2 separate regions of the Mus musculus genome follow, and region 1 is linked to region 2. A link is a loop called in an ENCODE intact Hi-C map of the cell type or tissue named here. Cell type or tissue: gastrocnemius. All regions are shown on one strand. Each heading gives the region's core, and the rest is flanking DNA. Links, peaks and the distances in the headings are about the cores only. Region 1 overlaps Pax5 (paired box 5). Region 2 holds the start of 5730488B01Rik (RIKEN cDNA 5730488B01 gene).

What was found. Hi-C counts contacts between places; a loop is a spot of excess contacts. Peaks named below come from ENCODE experiments on the same cell type or tissue, not always from the same donor. Only the 100,000 strongest peaks of a DNase experiment are listed, where the experiment ranks them.
Region 1: a loop joins it to region 2, with 6 times the contacts of the local background. A loop is called at or near these places in 2 of 42 quality-filtered maps.

Annotation. Positions count from the first base shown.
Region 1 is chr4:44,569,860-44,584,956 of GRCm38, reverse strand. Pax5 (paired box 5) reads left to right here. Exons shown (of 10, transcript NM_008782.3): 8 at 14,854-14,955. Among named protein-coding and RNA genes, the nearest start is that of Mir5120, 30 kb to the left of the region's middle. In gastrocnemius, for the core only: a CTCF peak has its summit at 7,496 (motif pointing left); a DNase peak (open chromatin) is centred at 7,475.
Region 2 is chr4:44,694,914-44,710,010 of GRCm38, reverse strand. Pax5 (paired box 5) reads left to right here. Exons shown (of 10, transcript NM_008782.3): 2 at 12,324-12,489. 5730488B01Rik (RIKEN cDNA 5730488B01 gene) reads right to left here and starts at 7,211. Exons shown (of 1, transcript NR_073462.1): 1 at 4,901-7,211. In gastrocnemius, for the core only: no CTCF peak of the experiment used is centred there; DNase peaks (open chromatin) are centred at 7,629, 7,957, 8,255, 8,432 and 4 more places; H3K4me3 peaks cover 1,911 bases.

The DNA.
Region 1 (15,097 bases), core at 3,177-11,176, 130 kb after region 2:
CTCAGCAACATAGTAAGTTTGAGACCAGCCTCTGTCTCAAACAAAACAACAACAACAACAACAAAGAGGCAAAGGTGTCGTTTTGTTCTCCATGGGCTTGGAGATGGCTTGGTGTGGATAGGGGTGTGGTTGGCACCCATCCTCATAGAGGTTTGTCCTATTGCCACCCCTGCACAAAAAGTGTCTCATCGTCTGGTAATTATAGCTACAGGGACTTACCAGACACTCCCTTGTCTATCCATGTCTCCATACAAGGTGCACAGGCAGGCTGGAGAGCAAGATATCCCCTGCTTCTGAAGTCACTGCCCAGGCCTATCCTGTGAATAGGCAGAGCTGACCCCCTGGTACAGCACTGGAAGCCTTGGGAAACTGGACAGACACTGCTCTTGCCACAAATCACCCAGACCACTGAGGTTTGGGCTCTGTGTCTGCTCATATTGTTTTCCTGACACCTTATGTGTCCCGATCGCCAACTCAACCGGCCCTAGAATCACCAGAGAGACAAACCCCTGTGAGTGTCTGCGATCGATTTTCCTGATGGGTTTCAGACCCACCTGAAGTGTGGGCAGCACCTTCCTGTGCTCTGGGGTCCTAGACTGTGTACAAGCAGAGCTCAGCTGCAGCGTTCAATTCTCTCTGCTTCCTGACTGAGCAAGCACTGTGACAAGCTGTGTCACGCTCCTGCCACGGTGACTGCCCTGCCATGGGGGACTGTACTCTCAAACTGAGCTATGATAAACCCTGCCTTCAGGTTGCTTTCACCAGGGACTTTGTAACAGGAAAATAATCAACACACTGCCATTACCACTCACCTGTCACTTTCCCCATGGTGACGTGACTTGGTTAAGTCTCCTTCCCCACTTCTTTAATGCATGGGTAGGAACCTGGGAAGCTAAGCCACCACGTCTGTTGGAACTATGTGCCCCTGAAGACTAGGTTTTCCAGAGTTGGAGGCAGGAAGGGCTCAGAGCAGGTCTTATGCTGTTCATAGCCTTGTGGCAAGGGGCAGACATTGTTGAGTGGGATATTTCAGGCAGGCAACCACTGAGTGTTGGGTACTGGCCTGGGGAGGCCTGGTGGGTTTCGGGATAAGTATTTGTCACTTGTATAAGTGGCATGGCCAAGATACTCCTGGCATCCCGAGGCTGTCCCAGAAAGCAAGGGACAGGAGGAGGCCTGAGCTGCACAGGTCTTAAATTTCATCTCTCTTTCTAGACTGCAAGTGGGCCCCTTGGGGTATAGACACTGTCTGGTTCTTAAGAAAAAAGTTAATTTTAAATCAAAATGTTAATTTTGAACAGAAGGTGATACATTCATGTGATTAAATATTCAAACTGTACAGAAAAAAAATATAGAAGGAAAAATAAGCCCCTCCCTGCCAACGCCCACTCTCCTTCAGTTTTGTGAAAACACGTTTTACTTTCAAAAGCATTTTATTTATCTCATAGCACATGAATCTTATCAATTGTTTTAACTAGTAGAAACAAGACTATATAGTATGGAATTCTCTTTTTATTTTGTTTAATACATTTAATAAAATGTGTTGGAGAAATGTGGTCCCTCCCTTCCCCCTTCCTTCTAATCAAATGTAAGTCTTAGTGTATTCTTTGTGTATCTCTACAATAAAATCTAAGAATGTCTAGTTAAAGGGGAGGCACATTTCGTATTTTGTGGTTCATCTATTTGAGACAGAATGCATGGGATGGATGATGTGGGTAGGGGAGTTTAGGCTCTCAAGTCAGAACCTCAATAGACTTCCAACCCACTCTTACTAGCCGAATACCTTACTTCAAGTCAAGCTTTTCCATCTCCTGGAAATGAAATGTACACTAGAGCTTGGGACTCGGGGCTACATACATGATGCTGTGGTTGCTACAAGGACTGTTCTCAGGTCGGAGTTCTCTGGAGCACACAGAAGTAGCACTTAGTAGATGTCAGATAATGCACGAACAAGCAGTTACCTGGTTGCCCTTCCTGCTACAAACACAGCCCCCTCTTCTCCCTGAATCAGGGCCTGTCTTGGCAGAAAGCCCTGGAGCCAGTGGTGCTGTGGGGCTGCTTATCTGCCATGCTGGTTGGAGTTCCGCCTTCTTCCTTCTATCGTATTTGACCACCACTTGTCAGTGAGACAAGAGGAAGCCACAGATGTGCATGAAAATGTTGACCAAGCTCCAGTGTTTGGTCTAAAACTCCAAGCAGATGAAACCCACTCTCTCAAAACCAGAACACAAGGGCTCAGTAGTACAGCTTGCCTAGCTCATGAAAGTTCTGGGTTTAGGCCCCAGTGGCTCTATCAGCATAGGGCTTGCTGTGCAAGAATGAGGATCTAAGTTCAAATCCTCAGAACCCATGAGAAAAGCCAGGTGTGGCCATGCAGGCCTGCAACCCCAGCAATGAGTAAGGACTGGAGCAGGAAGTGCCTAAGGCTCTCACCTGCTAGCCTAGCTCCAGATCAGTGAAAGACCCCATCTCAAGGGATGAGACAGAATGACAGAGCAGGCTGAGTGGTGTCCTCCTCTGCTTACAAGCATATCCATGTGCATCCACACACCACCCACTGACACACATACTAACCAGTCAGGTGTCCTGGTGCACACTGATAATATCAGCACTCGGGGAGTAGAAGCAGGAGGTTGTGGAGTTCAAGACCACCCTTTAAAGTCAAGTGACTTTAGTGCTTGAGCTACAGAAGACTATCTCAAAAACCCAAAACAAAATCAATAAACAAGACAAAGAAAAGTCCCCAAAACAAAGGACTGGGAGACGGTACAGTCCTCGGTGACTTCAAAGATGCAGATGAGGTCTTCCCAGGTGGAGGACTGGGAAGGCTAGAGATGGAAAATGAATGGCACCCAATTACTTTCTGAGTGCTCAGGTTTGTCTTTCTGGCTCTACAGGGCCAGGCTGCACCTTTAGACTGGATAATAAGAGAGAAGCCAGTCAGAATTAGTTACATGTGAGGAATTAGTAATTTGGGGAAAAAAGAAATGTAGGCTTATTGTTTCTAGAGAAACAACAGTCCTTAAACTAAAGGCTAATAAGCCTGTCTTTAGGAGCCTGCCAGATCTCTTGATGGCTGACTGACGCTCATCTCAGTTAGCTGGTCACTGTCTGTAGGCTGAGCTGGGCGGCTACGGCAGGATACACACACACACACCACCCCTGTGATCTTCACACCCTTAGACTGTGGCAGGTCAGAAGAAGGACTTCAGGGCAAGCTATTTGTACATCTCAGTTGCTGCTGCTCATGGGCTGTGAGCCAGTGCCATATACACTGTGTGCAGATGAGAGGCTGTGTACCAGGCCTCGTTCCCTATCTGAGCCCCTGACATTGTTCCATTATTGCCCCCATAGTGGCAGTTATCCATCTTGCTAGAAATCTTCAGCTCATGCCACTCAATGTCTTTGGCAAGATTCCTACAACAGGTGTCAAATACATTTTGAACAGTTAAAAATGTAATTGTCATTGCTGTAATATGACACTAGGGATAATTAATTCCCAGAGAGAGGTGTACTCAGCTCACAGTACTTGAGTTTCTAGCCCAAGGTCCAGGGAGCTGAAGCTTTGAGCCTCTAGAGGGGACATTGGATCACAGCGGGAGGTAATATATATGGGTGACACTTTTCTTAATGACCAGGAAGTAAAAACTAAAAAGGCCAGGGTCCCATAATACCCTCAAAATGGCCTAAGGACCTCCCCAGGTCATACTTTTCTACAGTATCAACATTTCTCCGATAGTGCCACTCTGGGGACAAAGCCATTAGCACAGGAACCTTTGACAGACACTGACCCAAGCCATAGTGTGAATATACCAATGCAAAAATGATAATATATGACATGAACACTTGAATCGATTTGTAACCAATAAGGAAATTTGTTGGTTCCAAGACTATTTGAGAAAGAGGAATTTATACCCTCTATCAGGAAAGGCCTTTTAAAACGTTTTTGTTTTTTTATGCTGTGTTTGTGGGCTGGGAAGACGGCTCAGTGGATGAGAGCATTTGCTGCAAAGTCTGACGACCCAGAGCCCACATGGGGGGAGGAGAAAAATCACTCCCACAAGCTGTCCTCTGACCAGCACATGCATGCACACACAAGCACTCGTGCACCAAAAAAAGTAAATTATTTTATTTTATTTTGTATGTAGGTGTTTTGCCTCCATGTATGTCTGTGTGCTGTGTATCTGTCTGTTGCCTACAGAGGCCAGAAGAGGGCATTGGCTTCTCTGGAACTGAAGTTACAGGTTGTTGTGAGCCTCCATAGCTACACAGGCACTGAGAGTCAGACCAAGGTCCTCTGGAAAAGTAGCCAGTGTTCTTAACTACTGAGCCATCTCTGGAGGCCTCTAATTTTTTTTTTAAATAAAAAATACATTATCCAGGCATGGTAACACATGCTGTTAATCCCAGTACTCTGGAGGCAGGGGCATTCGAGTCTCAGTTCTGGGCCAGCCTGGTCTACAGAGTAAGTTCCATGATAGGCTTGGCTACACAGAGAAACCCTGTCTCAAACAAACAATAAATAGCTGTGGGTGGGCAGTGCTTGGGTTGAATCCGGGGCCTGTGTGTGTGCTAAGCATGCTCACTATCACTGAACTGTACTTCCAATTCCTTAGGGAAAGCATTTAAAAAATAATATTAGCATAAAAACCAGATTAAAAACAAAATTGGTTAATGTCATATGAAACCTAGGAGGTCATGTCTCTTACCCTGTGGAAGTCTGCGTGTTAGCCTGGGCCTTCCTCACTGGGTCAAAGGTCAGCTTACGCACACCTCTGCAAACCTAGATACATACATTCCCTCGGAGACATGCCCGTTGTGCTGCCACTGGGGAGTCAGGTGACACTGAGGGGCCTGTGCACTGCCCACCTTTATGCCTGCTTTGTGAATTGTGAGGGCATTCCTCAGATCCCTTGATGCTCTTTGGCTGTGAGAAAGGGGCTTTTGGGAAGACGCCATGAGCAATCGTGAAGGAGGAGAAAGCATCTGCAATCACAGCGGCGAGCTGATAAAACAGGGCTAGGAGCTGGGGTGTGTGTAGCCTTTGCACTCTTCGTGTGGACCCTGGCATGGGGTGGGGGTAGGGAGGAGCAGTTGAAAGAATGGTGGGAGGGAGGAACAGCGTGTTCCAGGACAGGTGGGTGCTGTGGAGGAGGGGGACAGAGAGTTCTCAGGGCTTGGAGACCCCACTGGGTGAAAGGGAAGTTCTCATTTTCATAGGAAATTTTTTCACTTTGAAAGTGGAGTGGCCAGGAAGCTAGGAGTGTCACCCACAGGAATGAAGAGACAGGGTGGCCCCGGGGAGCTGACTACACACACACACACACACACACACACACACACACCATCTTCCCAAATGCTGTCTCTCTGTTCTCCGCCCTCAGGGACTTTCCTCTCTGTCAGGTATCTGGGCACCAGGCAGCAGTCCTGATTCTCACCAGGCCTGGCAGTGGGCAGGGCTGGTGCTGGTGCTGGTGATGTGGGTGAGATGGGACTCGGGGGCCGTAAGGGTGAGTTATGGTGGAAAACTGGCAGTCTGAGGCCTAGACATGGGCTTTGGACATATTTTCTTTGTTCCTCGGGATGTATTTATTTGTTTTAATTTTGTTTTTAATTTTTAAAGTAAACTTGATTGTAAAAGCCTGCAGAAAACCATCATGTGTGTGTGTGTGTGTTTTAAAGTTACATTAGTTATTAGCATTGATGTAGTCAAAAGGTTCCAAATGAAACCAAGTAAAAACCAGGACTTCTCTCAGCTAGCTGAAGAGGTTCTGCACACCCGTGTGTATATTTAGTGAGGAGACCTGTGGCAGAGGCCAACAACCCTGTCTCCTTCGAGAGGTTTCTGTCCTGGGCACGTGACAATAAGGCTGTCCTTTAACCTCTTCTCACTGGGTGCAGCTCAGAGGCTCTGGGGAAGCAGGGACTGTGTGCAGCTGTCAGGCAGACACTGCTGGGCTCGTCTTACCCGAGGCCAGAACCAGCCTTTCTTTCTGTCCCCATGTCAGCAATAAGGCCACCAACTCACAGAGCATTGGTGTGAAGAATCTTTTCCAATCAATTCCACCAAAGTCCTTTATAGCTGAGCTGGAGGGAGAGACAGCATGCAGAGACCTCCGGTCCGAGGGCAGGACCTCTAGTCCAACAAGGACGGTCAGGACCAAGGACAGCAGCCCCTTCCTTGGCCAAGGCCATCACTAGCTTCCTGCCCACCTACTCCACCCCAAACTCCTTCACAGTTAATGACAGCCCCGGTAGTGAGAGTGGGGTGCAGTCCTTTCTCTCCCTCCCACTCACCATCAGGTAGGTGGAGGGGGAGTTGAGTGTGTACTCTGTGGCATTCAAAGTGAAGGCTTTGCACACTGTCAGAGTAATGAATTCTGCAAGGGCTTGAAGCAAGGGTTGGAGGATTTTTGTGCCGTGTGTCTAGGAGTGACAACCCCCAGTGGTTAATTACTGCCACACGATGAGAACCGAGCTGGTAGCAAAATGAGATAAGTTCATTATGAGCTAAATTTGAAGTTAATTGGATGCATATCGCCCCCACTCCCCACCCCGTTAGTATATATACAGACTACTTAGGAGAAAGAAAAAGTTGCAACTGAGCGGACACTGGTTCTCCAGGTCTGGTCATTTTGTGGAGATAGTAAGGAGGAGCCTCTGAGTCGTGGGTGAGAGGAAGCCATAGCATAGTTTATTCAGCTGAGTAGAAGTGTATCGGTGGATTAAGGTCGTCTTGGCAGACACTTTCTGAGTGCCTACTGCCTCCCAGGGCAGGACAAGGGGTAGGGTGCAGGCGGGAATGTGGAGGGATCTGGTGTCGTAATGCCTGGGGTGTGGCTCTGCTTCTTACCAACGCTGTGAACGTGGACAAGGGCTTAAACAATCTCTACATCTTCATTTCCACATCTGTAACACGGGCTGGTAATGGGGCTTGTCTCCTGTGGGTGTTCAGGGTTAAACGCATGAGTATTTACAAAACACAAATATGCCTAGAATGTGGTCCATACCAGAAACCTGGCTAGCATGGAAGATTGGGCATGAGAAGTACCTGGCCCAAAGTGCGGCTCATAGGAACCCCCAAGGAGGCTGTGGCTCTCTTGATGGGCAGCCTAGATTTACAATGAAGCAAAACAGACACCACCTCTGATGACAGGGGCGACAAAGAATTCCCAGCTTTGTTCAAAAACAAACATGAAGAGTGCCATTGCTTCCCTAAAGGACCCTGATTTTCCAATCAGAGAAATAGACTCAGGTGATTTTACTAAGTAATGGAGGTAAGATTTGAACTCAGGCCCACATGTCTCCAAAACTTGACCCTCCCCCCCCCGCCATATTCCAAGGTCTAGATTTGGCTGTAGAGGTAACTGGGGAGGCTCTGTGAAAGGAAAGGTTATGGGGGTTTCCTGGTTCTTCAAGTCTGGTCCTCAAAGAGCTGACCCAGCATCTCCTCCCTGGAGGTAAGGCTGCCCTCTGGCGGCCATGCTCCTCTGGTCAGATTTGGCTTGCCTTTGGCCAACCCTGCTTTCTTCCCTAGCTGCATCTCAGAATGGCACATCTTCCCTTCACTTGTTCATCCAAATTCACGCACACATACCATTGTCCCTCCTAGACTTTCTTTATGCCTTTTGGAATCGAACCTTGGACTTCCTGGGTTTGTCGGCTGTTGGTACATGAGCAGTCTCCATTTTCTGGCTATCACAGTGCTACTCTGAACACTCACATACAGGTTTGCCCAGGGACTGTTGGTCCCAGTTTTCTTGCTTGCACAACCCAGAAATTGCTGGGTCATGCGGGAACTCTATGTGCAACCTTCTGCAGGATGACCAGACTTTCCAAAGTCCACACACCATTCTGCATCCCCTCCAGCAGGAGATGAGAAGTCCAGTTTCCTTCCTCTATGGAAGACGGTTATAATCTGTCTCTTTAATGCAACTGTCCCGGCAGGGGAGAGGCACCGTGTCACTGTGCCTTTGATTTGCATTTCCCTAATGGCCACTGGCGCTGAGCAGCTTAGTCTGGGCTTACATTTGCTCCTTTTTATCCACATGCTTATGAAAGTCCTTTGCTCATTTGTAATTGGTTTGTTTCTCTCTTTCTCTTTTTTTTATTAATTAAAAAAATTTTTTTACAAATTCTAGATGCAGCCTTTTATGAGAAACCTGATTTGCAAATATTTTTCTCCCATATTGTGGGTCGTTTTCATTTTATTTTCTTTCTAAAATTTTTAAATAAAAAGCATATTTTTCAGACAGTTCTCACTATGTAGACCTAGATGGCCTGGAACTCGCTATGTAGACTAGGCTAGCATTGAGCTCATAGAGAGCCACCTGCCTTTGTTTCCCAAGTGCTGGGATTTAAGGCATGTGTCACCACACCCGGCTCATCTTCATTTTCTTATTGCTGTCCTTTAAAGCAAATAATAATAATAAATTAAATTTCCAGCTTTTGTTTATTTGCTTGCTTTATTTGCATGATTTTAAAGAAAGTCTAAGCTATGTTGACACTCATGTTGAGTCACGCTGAGGCGGCGGGCATGCATACCTCTGATTTTGTGTCACTGTTAGCAGTCTTTCTGCACATCTAGCCTGGAGGGGGCTTCGGTGGCCTTCCCAGCTCTGGTGTAGCTCTTTGCCTTAGATGCACGTGGAGTTTGTTCTCTGAGTCTGCAGACTCTCCTCACACAGTTCTATCTCTCTGAAAGACTCGTGTGTTAACCAACAGCACACATAAGGCGCCCCCGGCTGGAGCTGAGTACACTCTGGTCTATTTCCCGGCTTCCTCTCCATCCCACTGGCTCCCTAGTCATGAGCAGGTGTCACGCTTTCAATTATAAAGACTTCCACGGAAGTCCTAGCATCTGGGGAGGGGGGCAGTTCCTCGTGGGAGACACTGAATAACCCAGCGAGAGTTGAGTCCCACCAGACCTCAGGACAGACACCTGAGGTGAAATCTCTTGCTGCTCTTGCAACTCTCTCTGAGACTCAGGCCTCTGGGTTTCAGTTTCTTCAGTGGTACGTCAGGTACTAAATCCTTCCCTTCCTCTCATGAGAAGAGCAAGGTTCTGTCAAGTTTTCCAAGTCCCTAGAACTCCTTGCTTTTCACAGTCCAGGCTTCTAGGAGAAGGCTACACTCTGTCAGACAGGGGTGTGCTCAGCTGCCATTTTGTGTGTCAGGGACCCAACAGTTCATCTTGCTCAGTTATCAGCAAAGGAGCTGCCGTCCTCGGGACCATCGCTGCACTGCAGACGGTGTAAACCGTCCCCTCCTTGGTCATAAGCATGGGCTCCCATGTCATGCTGTGCTTGGTCTCCCAGCCCAGAGGCCTGAATCCGCTAAGTAAGAGCTGTAGCTTCTCACTGGGTGTGGTTCGTGCTCACTGAGGAGAGTGATGGAGAAGGCACCAGGCAGCGGAAATACCCACTGCTCTCAGGGAGGGTCCCGGGAGCCACAGCTCCGGGTCAGGAGAGTCCTCAGAGGCCAACACAGCAAATGCAAGCCGTGAGTTATTTCTGTTTCCTACCAAGGATGTATGCAGCTTCTGCTTGGATTCAGACTGGTATTCTTGGAAACTGAGGAAGTGTGCTCATAATAATGGTGGTGGTGGTGGTGGTGGTGATGATGATGATGGTGTGGTGGTGGGGGTGGAAACAGAATGGGTCACACATATAAAGTTTGTATCAATCATCAATGGCTTTGCAGTCCACGCTGCAATGCAGGTCAGCAGTCGCTTGTCTTGCTCGTGCCTTTTGGGAGTCAACTGGAAACTGGCTGAATTAGTGGAGGATGAGTTCATCTCAGCTCTCTCTTTCTCTCCCTGTTTCCTGGATGAGAGGGTACGGGGACATATTCTTATGGTGACGGCAGATATGCACAGGGCCGTACCCAGGTTCACATGCACCAAGAGCCCCCTTCTCAGAGTAAAACATGGCTTCACAGGTAACACAAAGGAGCCCCTAGGAACTGAGAGACCCGGCGGCAGGGTCCCTTGTGGAACACCATTTGCCAGCTTCTTGTGGGGCACCATGTTGATAAGGGAAGGAGTATGCCCAGTACGAGGCTGGAGCTGGCACCATGCCCCATTGTGGCTGTGCTTAGGAAGAGCCTGCCACCAGCAGCCCAGGGCGCACCTGTAACCTTCCAGGAGTGCTATTTACCTGCAGGGGAAGTCAAGGCTACGAGCACTTGTAATACACTCATGCCCTTCACTTGTGTGCACACTGGGGCAGCATGAACATGCAGCATGAACGCCGGGGGCTCTGAGAGGCTGGAGAGCAAAGAATTGTGCCTGAAGTTGGGGAAGCTGAGCCTGGAGTGGACAGTAGTCTGGCTTGCCCAGGGTCCCACAGAGGCTCAGAAGCAGAGCTAGAGCTGGGACCAAAGAGCCCTAGGTGGTCTCTATGTCTCCCCCTCCAGAGTGTTAGTGAGTGTTGTGTGTTCAGCATCACACAGCTGCACCCTGGGGAGCTTATGGCTTCTTCTTTGGGAACTGACAGCCATCCCTGTTGGGGCTTTCAGTGCCTCTCCCTCTCCCTCTCCCTCTCCCTCTCCCTCTCCCTCTCCCTCTCCCTCTCCCTCTCCCTCTCCCTCTCCCTCTCTCACTTGCTCCTTTCCCTCTCTCTGCTGTGTCACTTGCTCATCTGATCTTGTTATTCAACTTACCAACCCACCCTCCCAGTTGCTAGCCACCCTTCCTCACTCCCTGGTCCCCATGGTCTCAGCGCCTCTCACTATCAGTAGAGTCTCAGGCTACAGGTCGGATCCCTGAGCTCAAAGCTAAGCTCTCTTTCCTACTTGATGTGCTACTGAGGACAGGTTACGTGTCTGCTCTTTCCTTCAGTTTCCTCTTTCATGGAGCCGTCAGGATGATAGATTGAGGGTGTCTCTGAGCAAAGCAAAGACTACTTTGTCAGTCAAATTTCGTGACCTGAGCTTTGTCCATTCCCCTCTGGGGTGTTTCCTGCCTGGGATGGCAGGCAGGGAAACCTTTGGAGGAAGTGACCATCAGAAAAACCAGAGAGGCCGTGGGGAGGAGCATGCTCCTGTGGGATTAGACCGAGTGCCAAGTAGGTAGGACAGAAAGAAGGCTGCTTAAAAGGGGAACAGCCTGAGCCAAGGCGTGGGGCTCCGGGGCTGGTGGGAGAGGATGAAATTGGGAGAACACAGACTAAGGAGGCCACGGAAAACTAAGCAGAAGTCTCTTAACTTACAAGGTGGGGGGAGCTACTCAGCCTTTAAACACGGAAACTCCCGGAAATCTATCCATTAGTTGGCTGGCCCACCAACTCTTTCACTGGTGCTAGTAGCTGAAATACTTTCCCTGGGATTTTCTGGATCCAAGGCAAATCCTGCTATTTGTAATCCGGGTGTCATTTTCCCACGTCTCACTTTTACCTCTCTTGTCTTATTGTATTGGTTGAAACTTTCAGGATAATTTTCCATGATAATATTTATAATGAGTTTTCCTGTCACATTCTTGACCTCGATAGGAAATTCCCCAAGTGTTTCAACTGTGAAGTACAATATAATATTGACAATTTTAGAGTCAGTGTAAGTTTGGGGTGTACTTTGAGTCTGTCTTACTGACACGTAAGGAATGAATCTTGAATGGTGGCCGATGTCTTTTCTGTCTCTTTTATACAGTTGGGCAGGTTTGCTTCCTTGTTATAGTGATGGGAAGTCCTCACAAATGTGTTGATACTGAACCATGCTCACATACATAGACTGAAACTCACGTGATCACAGCATGTCACTGCTCCCAGCAGTGCTCAGCTGGTGCGGCAGTGGATGTAGGCAGCCATTGTTCACACCAGCAAAAACGAAATAACTTGGTACCATATGAAGGAATCATGAGACTAGCATTTAATTCTTAATTTTTCTCCTGTGGGCTGTTAAGTGCTTACATCAAAATTTGGCCAGGTTGGTGGAATGAACTAGACTCTCTTGGTTTATAATCTGGACCATTTAATAACCTAATAATATATCTCTTGGAGATTTAAAACAACTTACCCAAATAAGAACAAATAGAAACTTGCTCATGAAGCTAAGTGGACGAGGTTCTTGTTTTTTTATTAAAGACATTTATTCTGCCTCTTCTAGGATTATTAGGCTATTGGTATTTTCTAGCTGCTCTTGTGTTAATTGTGGTAATTTATGTTTTCCTGGAAAATTGAACCTTCTGTCGAGAACTTCCTATTTATAACTGTGGCAGTGTGTGTTCTTCTTGATAAGTATTATTTCTTCTATGATTTTAGTTATATCTTTCCTCATTCTGTATCTTAATAATTCTATGGGATTTGTTTTTAATCTTCTTTGGTCTGTTTATTCTATCGGCCTTTTCGGACAAGACTGGGCATGCTCAGAGTGGTCTGACCACAGACTCTCTGTTCCTTTCAAACAATGACTCTTCCTGCCGTGTCTGCCTCTGTTTGCCTGTTCGTTTATTGATTCCTTCCTCCTCCTTCCCCCAAGTTGCTTTTATTGCTTTTTCATCTGGCCTTCTGCGTTGAGTGTTTTGCCAAGGTTCTGATTTTCTGAAACTTTGCTTGAAGGATCAAGATTTTAAAGTGTGTGTACCAACAGCAAAAACTGTTGACCAAACAAGACCCAAAGGGCAGACACTTGAAGAGCGAGCTGGATCCCAGGAGGCAGGAGTGCTGGAGTCCAAGCCCAGCCTGGCTCAGACTCACTGAGCTTCTGTAGACACATTCGAGCACACCCCAGCTGCCTGCACTGGGCATGCTTCCCCACAGCACCCCCCCCCCATCTTCCAGAAGAGAGGTTTTTGTCTTAAACTCCAGAAAAAAAAATATGTACACTATAAATTCTATGTAGTTGAATTTCCTTCTGGAAGACAGAGAGTAATGATGGCAGTGTCCCAGCGGAGAGAGGGACTTCAGGACTCATTCAGACAGTCCCATAGCAAGGTAGTGGTGTGGACAGATTGACTGGCTAACCATGTAGACTTTGACCCAGGCTCACCCGGGACATCTCATTTCCCTGTAAGAAAGGAATCATGTCAATACCTTACCTCCTAAGGCTGAAGAATAGAGGAGTTAACCCTTTCAAAATCCTTGGCAAGAGCCTTGCATTCCATCACTTCCTTGCAAGTGTTCATTGCCTGCAGTTGTCATCGCTAGTTAGGAACCTGGGATCAGGGACAGGGTTGGAGATGCTCCCTGGATGGGTGGAAAGGCTCCCTTGATTGATGAAGATGCTCCCTGCGTGGTAGAGATGCTCCCACAGTTCCTGAGAAAGCCCCTCACTGACGTAGCCCCTGACTTTGGCTATCTCATACACTGGCTACTGACATCTCAGGCCCTGTGTAGTCTGAATGCCACCCACTCCACTCCCGAGACATCATCCCAGGTCTCCCTCATCCACAAGCCCAGTCACTGATGCTGTAAAGAAGACTGGGAGTGAGAGCGCCCTGGGCTGGTGTAGGCACTGGACTCAGGCGTCTGCTCTGACATAGTCTAAGTGGGCCCCAAGCCAGTTGACCCCCTTCCTCCACCAGGTCTGAGTTTTCCAACTGCAAAATGGCGAGAAGATCCATCATGAAGAGCCTACCGCGCGCCCTCTTGAATGTCTTTTTGAACAGAGGTGGAGGGGCCTGCGTGAGTTCTCCAGTGGAGTGGTTTCTTACACTAAATCCACTAGGACTGCGCCCTTCTGACCTTGGGGTTCAGAGGTTTGACTTGGAGCTTCGACACTGCAGAGAAGCATAGGACATCTAACCAGGGTTGGAACTCACTCCCAGTCCTGCAGGCTTGGCCTTCCTGTTTCCTCTTGGCCTTCCTAGAGAGGATTGCTTAGGTGCAGTTCGCGCTGAGGATGAGTGACTTCCAAGGTTAACCCGGGGTGTTGGCTCAACTCCAACATCTCATGTAAACACACCCGAGCCAAGGTGCCTAAAGCCAGGGCAGTGATAAGCATGGCAGGCAAGGGCTCCTTTCTGGGACTGTCTGAGGTTCTGGAAAGTTGGCAGACTTGGGGGGATGGGGTAGCCTCTGACAGACTTGTAAAGTGGGGTAGCCTCCATCAGCCTCCGAATGATGGCACTAGAAGGGACATCAGTGTTCTTCTCGTGTTGATTCTCAAACAAAGGGCAAGACTCTTAATGGATTCCCACATCTCTAGCAGGGCCATGGTGATGCACATGAGGCTATCCTGCCCTCCAGGAGCTGGGGGCCTGCAGAGAGCCTGACTCTATCCACTTGAGGGCCAGGGCCTTCACCTCCATGTGCCAGCAGCAGGGCAGTGTTGGTGATGGGAAAAGCACCCTGCATGTTCACTGAATAAACCCACGACCCCTGTGTCTTGGGAGGGGGAGTACAGTACAGGCCTATATGGAGCTGGGGGTCTGAGGTGCTGCCACCACGGGCTGTTGGGAATGGAGAAGAGAGATGTGTGAGCCTATCTTTGAAAAGCAATGGCTGGAGGCTGTTTGTAGCTGTGGAGGGTAGGCTGAGAACCAGTCAGAAGCAACGGGGTGGATGGAGGTGGAGCAATCGGAGTCACACTTGAGGATACACAGCCTGGTGTGTACACTGCCATTGTCCCAGGTCCTCGAGGGGGTGCTGATTTCTCAGAGATAGACCACAGTTTTAGCTTAGGCCTTGCCAAGTAGAGCCAGGGTAGCTGGTGTGTGCCTGTGTGGGTTTGTGTGTGTGTGCATATTCATGTGTGTGTGTGTGTGTGTATACACACGCGCGCGTGCGCGTGCATGCGTGATGTATGACATACTGGTGTTCAGAGTCTAGAGGAGACAAATATGCAGGCTGTCCAGGAGCTGTGGCTGAGCAGCAGGCTGCAAAGATGCTCACCCTGTGTTTTGTTGCTTTGATTCTCCAGGCCGAGACTTGGCGAGCACAACCCTCCCGGGGTACCCTCCACACGTCCCCCCCGCTGGACAGGGCAGCTACTCTGCACCGACGCTGACAGGGATGGTGCCTGGTGAGTTTGCACTGCTGGCGTCTCCACAGCAGGCAGCAGACGGGGTTGCTGTGGGAGGGCGGGCACCCCCCCCCCCCGCCCCAAAGCAGTCCAGGTGACCTCCATGCTTCTGAGAAGCCGACCTGAATAAGTCATCAGAGGT
Region 2 (15,097 bases), core at 2,792-10,791:
GTGTTCAGTTTGAGTTTGTACGCCTGTTGGCATCTTTACTAGCTTGTATCTTGCCTTGAGCATATTAGCATGTGTTTATGAGTTAGTGTTTGTGTGCGTTCTTTTTAAGACTCCAAGATGTGTGTTTGTGTAAATTCTGTGTATATAGTTTGATAAGCATCTCACTCACTGGACATCTACTGCTTAAGAGGTCTGGTCATCTCTATATCCCAAGTGATTTTGGAAGTAAGAAAGAGGTGGTTCTCTGACCCCTCCATTTTTGGATGTCAACAGCTGCCCAATGTGTACATACCAATACATACAAAAGTGCTTGTCTCTAGCACTGGTATAGCTCTGGGGCCTACTAGGGGTATAGTATACAACACATGTGCTGCCAGGCCTAAGTCTTATAATATTGAGAGATAGAATCAAAAGTGATGTGAATTCAGGGCAATTAAGCTCTCACTGTGCAGTGTGCACTGTCTCATTAGTGTAGTGTTGCATTTAGCATTTGTGTACAAGGGTCTCCTACAGCAAGCACAACTTTGGTAGGTAAGAACAGTCTGTGGACTACTGATGACATTTTGACAGTGTACACACACACACACACACACACACACACACACACTCCAATCCCTTGCCTTTAGGCTGTCACCTAGATTAGCCTCTGACATTGTGTGTGTATATATGTCACACTGTATGCTCAGGCTTTGTCCTGTGGGTGCTGCTCCAATGAAGGAGAGCACAAGTGGGTGGGTATGTGAGCCTAGCCTGGTCATTCAGCTGGGGTTACTGTATGTACACAGGCCTTCTTGGCACAGTGCCCCTGTGCCTCCCAGAGGCCCATGCAGTGGGTAGCAGGATATGTTTATGTTTGAGATGTGGCAGGGCAGTAGGCCTCTGTCTATGCTAAGACATAACATGGTATGCCATCCTGTTTTGCTCCTTAGACTCTTGGGCCAACCTGTACACTAACACTCTGAGCAATGGCAGGAAACCCACTTTTCTCATTTCTGGGTTATCTATGAGATCTCAGTTCTACTCAAGCCTTTGATAAAGTCAAGAAGATAAAACTTAGACCACCAACCCAGGGTGACTTCCTGGCATAGCTCTGGGTCCAGAAAAGCCATGATAGAAAAAAAAAAAAAACAAAACAAGTGAGAGCAGGAGCCAGAGGAACATCACTGTGGTGAGAGTTCAGAGGCAGAAACCAGGATCTCCATTCCCTTTCCATTCTTAACTCCCAGACAAGCTTCCTTTCTCTAAGTGGTGGGATGCCCAAAGGTTTCTGTGCCTGCCTGGGTTGTTTATTGTTGGGACCGGGATGGACGCCTGTGAGTCAAGAGAGGGGTCCGAGTGGCTGTCTCTCCGACAAGCTGTCTACTACGAAGAATGTAATTCATGGCGGTCGATGGGCTCTTTGATTAGTTCAATCGCCTGAATAATCATTTAATCAATAAAGCATTTCACTCTCCTGTGCTGTTAGACTGGGTGGGGCTTGTGTAGGGGAAATCCTAGGGAGGTTTGGAGCTTCAAATTCTAAGAGCCACGCCCCTTAATGATGAGTTAGGGTAAAAGCCACCTGCTTGGCTTTGGAAAAGGTAGTAGCTCAGGTGTGCCCTTTTGCTTGTCTTCCAAGTCCTGAGGTCCAGCCTAGGGAAAAGGAGGGAGAGGACTGAGGGGCTGTCCAGGCACTCAAAGGCCATCTAGGTCTACTTTCTGCCCTGAACTTGTAGGCCTTTCATGGGCCACCAAACTGTCCCTTCTTTCCTCCAGAGCCATCTAGCAGTCCTCCTGGAGTGTCTTTAAAGTTTAAAGCCCAGCATTAAGCAAGGCCAGCACACAGCAGGGAGGCACCTAAGAAGCTTCTTCCTCCTTTGGAAAAGAGGAGGCCCAGAAGGAGCTGACTTCTAATAAAACAAGACTGGCTCTAGAAGGGAGAGAAGAGCACTTCCCATGCCTGGGACAGCATCTCACAGAAGCTCTGGGAAACATTCCAGAGGTTGTTCTCTGGATTCCAGGTACAAGAAGCTGAGGCCTTAGGAGCAAGGACTATGCACTCTTTAAGCACAGAGAGACTGTCCTGGTGCAAGGGCAGACTAGTAGGGATGACAAGCCCCAACACAGCATGTGTGCACATCAAGAGAGACTTGGCTTAATATTCTCCTCCCCAGTGATTCCTGCAATATACCCAGACCAAGTAGGGCAGATTCTTGATCCACTTTCAAGGATCAGACAGGCATCTCTATGCCCCATTTGCTGTGCAATCACAGACCATTTGTTTTTCCTCTTCGATACTTTTTTTTATTTTTAAATTAAAGTTAAAAGGAACCCACCAGGTTAGAAGAGCAGTGCCCAGACACCTCAGATCCTTCCCAATTGAGCAACCAGTCTGAATCCCGAAAGGCCTTGTTTTATTGGAAGAAAGAGCAGTCAAATGGGCTGGAATTGAACTGCAAGAGTCAATCTCAGGTCAGAACTCCATGGCAGCACCAGCACTCAGAGGGTCTGGCTGTTCTGTAAGCGGGGACTGTTGGAGAGCAGGGAGCAGGGTAGGAATTGGGGATGGTGTGGCGTGGTGTGTGACTCCCAGACTCCCATCAGGCAAAGTCTCCAAGGAGAGAGAGAGAGAGAGAGAGAGAGAGAGAGAGAGAGAGAGACAGACAGACAGACAGACAGACAGACTCTTTCTCCAAAAGGGTTCTGGTTTCTGAAGCACTCTCAAAATGGTCGTTCAATCAACAGACAAAACGTTCCAAAGCAATTGAATTTAAATAACTTGTGGGTTTTGTTTGTTTGTTTTGCTTTATTTTTCCACTCCCTGCACCTTCCCCCATGGTTTTGTTTCACAGGGCTATGATCTCTGTGTACCTCTCTGATAGCCCTTCCTGGACGCAGGTTGCAGATGAAGGCAGGGCTTGAGGCATGGAAGCCTATCTCTGTGGGGAAATAGCTGTGCCATCTCAGACTGGTCATCTAATTTCTCTGGGCCACTATTTGGGAGCTTGAGAGGCTGGAGTAGGTGGTAATAGTAGGGCTGTTCACTTCTTGGGGATTTGAAGTTCTCAGGGCTCAGGAACTCCAGGAGTGTCAAACAGAACCACTCAGAAGAAAATTTCCTCTGACCCAGAATCACTAAGTACTGGGAGGGCCTTCTTTCCTTCATTGGTTAGATAGGGTCGTACAGAAGAGAACATAGCCAGAGCTGAACAATGCCTACTGTGTGAAAGGAGGGACCTGGACTGTGTCTGTTGGAATGGTACCTGCATTTTCATCCTGCCCTCAGGATACCTTTAGGGTTTTGTCCAAACAATACAGAACAATTGGCCTCTTCAGGTATTGTCCAGATAAATTATTTAGTTTGACACCAGCTCCACTTCCAGCCTCCAGCCTTTCTTCTATCCCAGGCTTGCACTAGTGCGACCTTAGATAAGTTGAATCCAGCCTCTTATCCTCAGGTTCCAAATCTGAAGAATGGGGAAACAGTTTTCTCAGAACCCTTTTAGTTTTTAATATTCTTGATCGGGGATTGTAAGCTCAAGGAGCAGGGTTGGGAGCTTGAGGTACCACTGACCGATTCTCCGGAGCAGCCTCTTGACATCCATAGTGGGAATTAAGAGTCCCATAACTGGCTTGGAACTCAACTCTTACGATATCTGATTCGCTGGGGACTACGGGATAAAGCAAATGGGGCCCTATGCCATCACAGTACTTTCCCAGTTGTAATCTCCTTGCTCTAAGGCAGAGGTAGGTGTGGGGCAGCAAAGATCAAGACCCGGAAGGGGTTCCGGAAAATGGAGAGAGAAAAAGCTACCACTCCACTGCCTCACACACCACAGCCTTCTGAGTCCCCAGAGACCAGCCTTGGCTGTTTTCCTGCAGCTGTGCCCCAGTGGGGGTGGGGCTGTGTTAGCCCGGGGAGACTTTCCCCGCTTGTCAGGGGCAGCTTGGAGGAGGCGGCTATCAAGGGAGGACCCACGAGCTGACCTAGTATAGAGATGTTAGAAGTGGAGCAAGAAGAGAAGAATGGAAATGAGGAGAAAGTAAATAGTGAAAATGATCCTCGGATCATTCTGAGCTTTGTCCTCCCTCTACTATGCCTGAAGCAGACGCCTCAGAGGTCTTGGGTTTTGGTGGGTTTATGTTTAATAGCAGAGAGTCATCACTTACGATTCAAAGGAGTGAGCGTTTAGTATTCTCCTACAACTGCCACGGTGAGGGGGAGGGCAGTGCTCAGTATCTGTGTTGGGTTGGGTCTTAGCACACTAGAAGCCTCACAGAACTATAGCTACCTGGGTGAAGACACTTCGTTTTTTGTTTTTTAAAGTCCAACAGCTTTGATTGTGGTCTGGGAGCCTTATATTCCCAAGAAACTGAGACACGTGTTGGCTAAAGAAAGAGCTTTGCTGGATCGAAGAATTCTGTCTTCTAGAAGCCTGTTCATTTTTGTCCTAAAATCTACAAGAACTCTAGTGAGGAAGGTCAGGTTTTCCTCTACCAGGTGGCCATCCTGATGCTACACTGCCAGGCTCTTGCAAATGGAGGTAACTGCACAGCCACTGGCTTCCGGTGCTCTCATTAGCTCTGGATGCCGGTGGACTCCTTCCCTTTTTAAAGAGGCCTTGCACCAGATGCGGAAATCCTCTTGTTGACAGAAGCTTTGAGCTAAGAGCATCACCAGCTCCCAAGGGACCTATCAGCTCCTAGGCTAAGACAACAGAAAGGATCTATGCCTCTGTACTTGAGGCAACCTGGTCCAAGCTTTGGAGACTCCCCAAATTTCTGGTAACCTTCAAATAATATTTCCCCAGTTCTGCCTTTGGTTAGTGCAATGCTGGGGCCTCTGTGGATAGAAGAATGATAGAGGAGGATACAGAGGAGACGGCCGTTGCTTAGTGGATTCTTGATAAACTTAGGAAATGGAAGGAACCAGCATCAAAGACTTCTTTACTAAACTCTGCCCATTTTACAGAGGAGCAAAGTGAGGTCTAAAGCGGCAGATATACACACAGAAATCTGCCGCCTAGACCGAAAATCGGATCTCTATTGTGCTGAACGTCTACCTCTAAAATCTGTGGATGTTTTTCTATTTTTGTTTTTTGTTTTTTCTTTTCATTCTGGAGATCTCTCTCCCATCCTTACTCTTCTTCGACCCTGTCTCGGTTGCTCCCAGTCTCTAAGCGCATCCTAAAATCTCGACGGCCCTCCGAAAGGTCGGCTCTGTGGGACCAAGAGCATGGCTCTCCAGACACTGCGTGGGCTCTGTTCTCTCTCTACCCCTTTTCCACCCGAGAACCACTAGGCCTTCTCCCCACGCGTTTGTCAATGAACGTGGCGCCGCAGCTTGGGCCCCGCCCCCCATTCTCTCCCATTGCCCAGGTACCGGCTAATCAGGCGGAGCCCGTGGGTTGCTTAGCCAATAGGGCAGTATATCGGGCTAGGGCCGGATGCCCCTGTTCTGATTGGCTTGATGGGGCATGATTGGCAGGTGAGCTCTCGCCCCGCCCCCGCCCGGAGGGAGGCTGAGCCCCGGGCGGCGCTGTCCACACGCAGCGGGTCCTGAAAGCGGCTTCGGGGCGGCGCGGTGGCGCACTGTGCGCGCCGAACAGGCGGAGGGCTAGCGCCGGCGGCGGCGGCGGCAGAGCAGGCATTAGAGCCGGCAGGGGCTTCATCTCAGCACCGACAGCCTCGGCGGCCCCGGCGGTCCGGGCGGCAGGGACCCTCATCCTCTCTGCACCCCTCGCTCCACGCTGGGCAGACGCGGCGGCTGTCCCGGAAGAGGCAAGGCAGGGACAATCCACCCGGAACCCCGAGATCGGGCAGCGGGGCTCCAAGAGTTGGTAGCGTGAACCACAGCCAGGCGCGAAGGGGCCGGGAGCTGCGGGGCCCGCGGGAACTTTGAAGGCAAGCGGGTCCCGGGCTTCGAGGGTTGCAGCTTCGGGGCGCACCGGGCTCCCAGCTTCAGCAGCTGCAGCATTTCAGACTCCGCCGCGGCCCCTGCGCGACAGGAGAGGGAGTTCTCTGTAACTTCGTCGGAGACGTCAGAGAGCCGACAGAAGAGAGGTGGAAGGGGAGGTCCGGCTCCAGAGACACGGAGAAGCGGGAAACAAGAAGGACCTGGCGGAGGCCGAAGGGTGGGCAGACCCTCGAGGCAGCAAGACCGAAGCAGCCTGGCAGTCCGCGGCCTCGCTGCCCCGGACTGAGACGGAGGGCCCTGCGCTCGCGGCCTCCTGCAGGCTGCTGGTCCCGCGCCGGGCTCCCCTAGCCGTCCTGGAGGTGGGCCCCTGCGCTATGCCCTCGACGCCGCTAGCGCTTGGGCCGCAGCTTCTCTGGTGCGGGCCGGGAGCCGCCGCTTGAGCCCGCCGAGGAGCGAAGCTAGCGGGAGTTGGGCGCCCGCTCCCAGACCGACTGGCTGAGAGCACCGTTTCCCGCCTCTCGGCTCAGCTCTCCGCGATCTTCCGCAGGCGGCTCCGAGAGGGACCCCACGGCTGCAGAGGTGTTTTCTGATCTCTGCTCACACTGTGCCCGGCCTGGTGGCGCGGTTCCCTAGGCGCCCTGGGCAGTCCTTTGGCGCCGAGAGGCAGCGGCGTGGGCCGGCCTACAGTCTGGAGCGCCCCGATGGAAATACACTGTAAGCACGACCCGTTTGCATCCATGCATAGTAAGTAGGCGGCGAGCTCGCTTCTCTCACTCTCCGGCCGGGATCGGGTTGGGGGTGCCGGAGTGCGGGGTAAGATACTAAGTCCTGAAGGACTCGGGACCTCTGTAGCTGCGTAGACAACTTCGCAAAGTGCAATGTTTTCAGGTAGCGGACGCCGCCGAGGCCGAAGCGCCTGGTGGGTGAATCCCGCCTCCAGCAACGAGGTAGAGTAGGCAGCGAGCTGTAGCCTTTCCCGAGCTCTAGCCGCTAGTTCTCAGAACCCTGGTTCATACGCATAGACAGCTCGGGACTGGGTCAGTTGGAGGGCAGGAAGTTTGAATAGAGGTCAGTGAGAGTCTCAGCCAGCGCTCAACATCCCAACTCTGTTGGCGCCTTTTTCAGCCATGGGACTAGGCAAGACTGATGCTTAAAAGGAAAAGTAGAGCCCCGACCAGTCCCTGAATATGTGAAGAAAGAAGTGAAAGTTAAGAAGGGGCACCAGGTCCAGGATTCCAAATGCGCCCTGGATCGAGGAGAGGGGATTTAAAGAATCAACGAAGTCAGGGTCCCTAAGCTACACTTCAGTTTAGGTGTCGGCCAGTACATACAGAGACCTTTAAAGACATCATTGGGTCCTTCTCTGTAGGATGTCTACCTTGAGATGGCTTCTCTACTAGAAAGAAAAAGAAAGAAAGAAAGAAAGAAAGAAAGAAAGAAAGAAAGAAAGGAAGGAAGCAAGCTAATTAGTCACATGCAGGCATCCCTGCCTTCTGAAAGCCTGTGCAGTGTAAGAGACCGGCAGGGTCATTTCGGACACCGGTAGGGCCCTGCTGCCTGACCCACAGGGATCCTGCCAGTTCACCCATTAACACAGCCTCCTATGAGACAAGCGCTCTTCTCACGGTGAGTTAACGCTGGATTAGATTCGGAGATTTCAAGGAAATTCCAAGTGGAACGAATCGCGTTTCCTTTCTGTTGGCTGTAGACTCGGCCAGGGGAAGGCGCCAGGCTTTGGCAGACTGCACTCGGGTGCCCAGCTCGAGTCTCTGTGGGTTGCAGATCTCAGAGTAACTCCGTGGCTAGCAGCCGGCTGCAAGCTTTTTAAACCTCAACCAGCCGGGATCCCGCTACTCTAGCCGTGGGTCCCCTATTTAACAAAGGCATAGAGACCCGGCTAGAGAGAAGGCAAGGTGAAGCAATAATCTTCGTGTCTTCCACCAAGAACTGAGTGGCCTGGTAGCAGGGGAAGGTTTGCTTAGGCAGCCAAAGCGGGCTTCAAGCAGGTCAGCTTCTCTTTGTGTCAATATCCCAGTCGGAGGTAAATCTCCCGAGCGAGCAGCGACAAGATTCGCGCAGAGAAGCTGCTTGCTCTGGTCCCAGCCCCAACGATTCCTCCCCTTTAGGAGACTGGGTTTAAGCGGTTTCCAGTCCACCATGGCTCCAGCGTTTCCCGCAGCATTTTCATGCGCAGACTGGCTCTAGAGCCTCTCTGCTCTCACTCAGAACGAACCTGAAAACAAACGAGTTGGGGGCAACACTCTGAGGTGGGCAAGAAACAACTGGGAGGCAAGATGGGTAGGGCTGGCTCCCGTGCTTCTGGCAGAAATCCAAAGGCCTGCACTGCCTCTCTCTGTCCAGAGTTCTGCTGCCCAGAGGTCGTGCCCAAGCCCGTGGGGAGACAGCATCAGATTTGGTGGTCTTGCGGTGTGCATTCGTGTGGAGAGGCAGCTCCTTCCAGGTGCAGGTTAACCAACTGCTAATGTCTCAGCCTTCCTGCCGGCCCTTCAATCTGCCCCCTCCTCGGGAAATCCTCCCTCCTCCCATTCTCAATCTCCCTGGCAGCACAGTGGGGGCTGGGCAAGCCTAGCTTCCAGAGCTAGGGGAAGCCCTTGGCGTCTTTGGAAAGACCTTAGTTAGCTCTTATGCCTAAAGCTGTTTGCTTGCACAATGTAATCTGTCTCTGGGTCCTTATTTGCTGGTGATGGGGGCAGAGAAAATAGGTTCTGCAAGGTGACAGGTGTACTAGGATTCTTCTTTCATCTTTTTTCTCTTCTCTTCTCTTCTCTTCTCTTCCTTTCCTCTCTCTCTCTCTCTCTCTCTCTCTCTCTCTCTCTCTCTCTCTCTCTCTCTCTTTCTTTCTGGCCCTGGTCAGTTTTTCCTTGTTACCTCCCTTCTTCTCCCACCCCCCACAACCAGTTCTGCACAGGACAGTTTCTGTCGAGAAGGACAGACATTTGACTTCTGGGTTCAGAGGTACCCCACACTCTGTTCCAGTTCCACCAAGCTCACTGGCACAGAGGCCCTCCCCCAGATGTTTCCTTCCCCCAACCCTTTTACCAGTTAGTTATAAAGTACTTTTGTGGCCAGTGTCATACCTGAGTGTGACCCAAACCTTCAGATACCTCTGTTTTATAGAATATAAATACTATTTATACTGTGGCTGGAGAGATAAAAGGACTGACAGAATTGTAGCTGGTTCTCAGGATAGAGGTGTACCGTTAGGTTTTGGGGGAATTCCTGGAAAGGAGGGAAGAGAAGGACCTAATCTCAGAGAGGGCAGTGGACTGCTGGAGTATCCACACAGACAAGGCTCTCCCTCTGTGTAGTCCAGCCATGTCTGTATTCACAGCATGACTGCTGCTATGTGTATCAGCACCTGGCTGTCCACTCTCTGGGATTCTGTTTGCATGTCTATGTGTGTCCCTTCCTCCTTCTGCTTTGGTGCATTTAGAAAGAATTTCTATGAGCCAGGGTCTTCTAGTTCAGTCTTTAGCTGAGCAGAGACATCTTTTACCTAATACTCTGTGCTCAGTCATAGTTCTTGGGGTTTGGGCAATGCTCTTTGTGGGCCACATGTTCTTAACAAGGTCTGAGGAGAATCTACAGAAGGCAGCTCCTTTCAGGCCAGAGACACAAAAGTCCTAGGGGCACCCACAGTTCCATCATCCTTCTGTCCCCCTTCAAACCCTATTCCCCAGGTGCAGGCCGGTGATCTTTACTTTTGTTACATCTGTGTTTGCTTCCCAGTTTCTACCTAATTCGTTTCCACCGTTTCTGTGCCAGTCTCTGCAGATTCTGTTCCCTGTAGGAATGATAGCTGAGTTCATGTCTTAGCCCAGTATCTTCCTGGCAGATGAGCCCTCACCTAGCTGGAACACACGGTAGAAGTTGAGGTTTGAGCCTTTGAGGAGATGCAAAGCTGGAGCAAGGCCTGAGAGAGAGAGAGAGGGAGAAGAAACAGAGCCCCACCCACAGAAATCCTGTCTTCCAGAAGCCCCCTTCCATTTGCCGGTCTGTTTTGATTTTTCTTCTGTCCCAACTCCCTCTGCCTGCCCAAACTTCTCTGTGTTCTATCTAGCCTTCTTTTCTTTGCTGTCTGTCTCCACCCCAACTCTCTATACCCTTTGCACATACCTCTCTTTTCTTGGTTCCAGTGGCTCTCTCCCTTATATGTGAGCTTCCCTTCTTACCAATCTCAGATTAGCACCTTTCCTGAGGCCTCAGTGGTAAAGTGCTCTGTTGGGTATGTTTATAAGTGAGGCAAGAAGACTAAGAGGATCCGGGGCCCTGTCCAGGAAGTCAAGAAAAGTAAGAGTCACCTAGGCCAAGTCTGTGTCAGATGTGGACACTTGCCTTAGATTCTGCAAATCTGTTAGCCTTGTGGACACAGGGAGGAAGTTTGGGGGATCTGTTGTGATTTAGTGAGACCTGACTCTAGGAGATTCTTCGCAGCTTTTGCTATGATACAAACCCACAAATCCCCTATATAACTGCTTTTGGCATTGAAGTCCTCTGAAGGTTGCCATTGTGTTTTGGGCAGAAGTCTCAATTGTCAGTGGTACAGCTAACTCTAATTGCAGATTGGCTGCAATTCCTGGACCTCTAGATCATATTAGAAATGTGCTGGGTCTTTCAGTTTCCTTTTCTTGGCCTCCATCCTTCCAGAGAACAAACCCCGATTTTGGATATACTTTGTTTTACCCACATCCAGGCTGTTCTGAAAAGATTGATTCAACCCTCCTCCCCCTTAGATACTCTTTGTCCCAGATCAAAGCTGTTGATCAGGGTTGCTGTAATCTTTCTGTTATAGGTAAGCTATGTAACTATGTCCCTAGCTGTAAAATCCTGTTCAGGGCAAATTTATCTCTTTTTTTTTTCTTTCTTCTCCTATGTGAATTTTGATGTTTCAGAACAATCAAAATCCCTTAAAGGCACATTTTAAAGAAATCAGAGGAAGAGTCAGCATAGTTTGGAACTAAATAATGTTATTTCCTAAAAAATTCTTGGTTTCTTGGACATACACCCGAACCTGGAAATTTTGGGAAATAATTCATGATTCTTTAAAGACTCTTTTAAGGAAATGGGTGGTGTTATAAGAGTTCTATTCCTCAATTTCAGATATTGTTCATGGGCCTGGTCCTAGAAAAGTCCTGGACCCAGATGGGTGGTGGCTGAGCTGTGGTGGTTACTTTCTGTTTTAAAGTTGGAGTATGGATATATGTGTGACCTTGGCGGTGCCTCAATTCCTGCCCCCCCCCATCCCCAGTGGAGTTCACTCTGTCCTAGTGTAGGAGGTTACACCTCCTTAGCCTCTGAGTTGCCAACAGCATCAATATTCTCTTGAACTTGTTTTGGCTCCAACCTTCAGCAAAGCCAGTTAGTGGCTGATTGACAGCTGTTACATGATTGACAGTCATGTTACATTGGATCAGTCTGTGTTGACTGATCTGGTCTTCAGTTTACTCAGGTCCCTGTGTCCCTTCAGAGTGCTCCCGATGTCCATTGTAAGTGTAGGAGCAGAACAAGCACTTTCTCTGACTCCTTTTACTTAAATACACTCCACGGCACCCGTGAAATCTGGGTGGCAGGAGCTTCCTTATTTCTTTCCAACCAGTTTAAACCTGCTTGTAGATCGCAAGACATGCCCGAAATTCCAGGGGCACACCTTTCTAACAAAACCTGATTCAGTGGAGTGTGCTGTGTGCAGAAGACCCTGTGACCCATTTCTATTGTGTGCTCTGAGAGGGTACAATGGTCAAGCCTGCACGTCAACATCACAGTCTTAAAGGGAGGCTTTAGGGTTTTTTTGTTTTGTTTTGTTTTTTGTTTTTTGTTTTTTCTTCCTATCTTTATATCAAGGCAGCAGTTAGGTTTTGTCTCAGTGATCTGAAAATGCTGGTCATTAAGAAAGAAAGTCTTCAGTTCTTGAATTAGATTGCTGATTTGAAAACACTTTCCCCCTTGAGATGTAGCTATTAGAACAGCCTGTTTCACCTTTGAAGACATTTGTTAAATGTTAAACAAGTTCCACTATTTTTTTTCTCTTTACGTGTGATTATTTTAAGACCGTAATCTTCTCCCCGGGATCTTCCTTAGATTGAGCTCCTGTCCTATAGATGCCTTTTACAGTCCCCTTACCCCTTCCCCCAAATGAAGAGAAAAATGCTAGTAACTCAAGAAACAGTGTAAGGAGCTCCTGGTGGCTCAGCTGACTGCCTGCAGATGGTCAAAAACTGAGACTGGAGTTAAAAGGCCATCTAGGATCCTTATGTCATCCGCATGATTGACACCAGGTGTAAGGCATCTATCGAGCCTGCCGGCCATTTGTGATCTCAGAGGGGTCTGGGTGCTCACAAGGGCACTTGTACTATGTGACTGGTTCTAACCACCCTTCCCCTTGCTTTTTGTTTCTGATCTGTTTCAGGACATGGAGGAGTGAATCAGCTTGGGGGGGTTTTTGTGAATGGACGGCCACTCCCAGATGTAGTCCGCCAAAGGATAGTGGAACTTGCCCATCAAGGTGTCAGGCCCTGCGACATCTCCAGGCAGCTTCGGGTCAGCCATGGTTGTGTCAGCAAAATTCTTGGCAGGTAAAGGCACGGGCTCCAGGCTTCCTTCAATGTTTTAAAGAAAGAGCTAAAAGATAGCCCGCAGCTGTTCAAGGTGCTAGTGTCCCCGTGAGACTATGGCGGGCATTTTGCTCCATACACCCAGCACTTGAGTCTTTGCAAAGTCTTTGAGATCACCCTATTCAAAGTAGCTGTGGAAACTCCTCTTTTCAGTGACACGTGGAATAGGGAGACTTTGTTAGGAGGGACAATGTGCTTCTCAAAAATCTGCTGAACTATTTTAAAGAAACCAAGAGTAGGAGGCTCTTAAGAATTTCCCCCAAACCTCTTAGGTGAGCTTGTGTGTGGGGGTTTAAGGAAATGGTTGGGTGGGAGGGAGATCAATAGATTATAGTGCATGACCAGAGTCGAATGTTTCTTTATTTTCTTTTTTGTTGGTGTACATGCTAAGCAATGCCGGCTGAGCTATACCCCCAGTCCTCAGTGTTTTCTTTTAAATAGTACATTCTGTCTTTAAAAGCCTGCAGTCATCTTTAGTTGTATCATTAGCCTTATCATGTTGGCTACAAAATTTCCCTCCTATGTGTTTTGTTACTTTCATAGTGACAGGCATCCTAGGTATGCATTAACTCAGTCACTGGAAAACAAACTAGCAACAAACATTAACTCTCAAATCTGACCTTTGAAAGTTGCCACTTGACCCCTCAATTTGCTGCAAGCAAAAATACTGACAATGACCCCCTCCCAGAGGGCTGTGCAGACTTTTAGTCTCCTGTGTTTTGTTTTGTTTTGTTTTGTTTTGTTTTGTTTTGTTTTGTTTTGTTTCATCAGCCTCAGCACCAGCCAGGTTTTAAGAAGAGGAAACAAATCTTTCCCAGGCAAGCTGACTGGCCAGGGTATGTTTGGCTAAGTCAGCACTTGGGCTGGATGGACAGAGGGCTAAATGACTCTGGGACCCATCTCTCTCAATAACTCCAAACCACATCTATAGGTTTGCTTGCTTGTTTGTTTAATGTCCTGGGCATGTGATTTGTTTTAAGGATGCCCTGGCAGATGGGAACAGTGTCAAGTTTAGCTGCTCAGGGCTTTCTTGCTGGGATCAGTGGTCCTTACCTTTGTCCTGTAGCTTGCGTTGTGCTCTAACAACTGATGCCTGAACATTTTTTGAAGTATTTCAGGTTTTCTCAGTGACCCTATGACTCTCTGCTCTTCTTGTTCCATCTGCTGGGACTTAAGAATTCTTCCAACATATATGTTGAAAAACCATATAGGAAGTCTTGATTAAGAAGTTGCAGGGCCAGGAATCTGACTGTTCCTTTAGGGCCACTAATCCCAGTATTTATTCTCCATCTTCTTGCCTAGCATGGGTTACATCGGTTGTGGAGGCCGAGGGTGCAATCCAGTTCTACTTAACACTCAGCTAGCCAGAGAGTTCCAGCCCAAGGAGGTTATCAGCTTAGTGGCCAGTTTAGGGAGAGAGTTTAGGTGGTGGTTTAGGGAGAAAGGTCAGAGCAAGTGAAGCAAAGGGAAGGAGCAAGCAAGGAGACAGAAAGAGAGGAGAGAAAACAAAGGGAAGAAAGGATGTTTTTTTTTCTTTTAAGACACAATAGAAAAATACCGAAGAGGAGAGAGTGGGAAGAGAGCTATTTCAGAGGTTACTGGTCCCACTTCTGATGCTGCATGGTCTTCAATATCTTCTTGTGAGGTTTCTTTGTGTATGGGGGGAGTTGTGGGGACGAGAGGGGAGGCTCTTCCTTTGTTTTTACTGAGTCATCTTTGCTGAGCTGACGGTTCATTTGGTTCTCTGTTTGAAAAATTCAAGACAGCGAGAGCCTTTCTCAGATATACACATGACTGGTTCTCATGTTCTAGAGCTCTAGAGCCCTTTACGTCTCCCATGAAGACTGAGGTCAGGCCAGCAGCTTCCCATAGACCAGAATAGATTTGTCACTGGACAGAGTGGCATTCGGAAGTTATGCGCCGCTCCGGTGCCTGGCCGTTTAAGTTGTCAACAATAAATTGGAATTTCATAGCTCATTATTTTCATAACTAAGAACCACAGTGGACAAAATGTCACTCTAATTAGAACTGCCTTTTAAGAAACAAGTTCAGCCCTAAAACAGTGTGTGTGGGAATTTCCAAACTGGGCCAGTTCGATCCACAGATTCCCCCCGACCCCCAGAGGAATTTGATGGGTGCTGATCATAGAGTGTTTGGTGTGTGGTGGCTGCAGTTTTCAAAGGCTGTGTGGCAAGGCTGGCAAAATCCTTGGGAGCAGGCAGCTCTCCCTGTTCGCTCAGGAAGGTGTGTAGGCTTCCAGGAGTATAGACATTCACTCTAGAATTCAAGGCTGTAGAGGATTGGGTACTGTATGAAGGCCAAGGCAGGAGCAGGACTGTTGGCTCCTCTCATTTGAAATTTGGTGACATGTCACATGATAAAATTAGAATAGTGGGGATTTTAATCCCCAACTGTGCACTCTATGCAAATTCTCTTTCATCTTTCATTTATTTTTTATTTTTTGCGAAATCTTTTCAGTCATTCCGAATTCCTGGCATCACAGTAGCTCTGCGAAGGAATCAGGGTAAATACCCGCCCCTTACAGAAGCAGGGTAACTGAGGCCGAGAA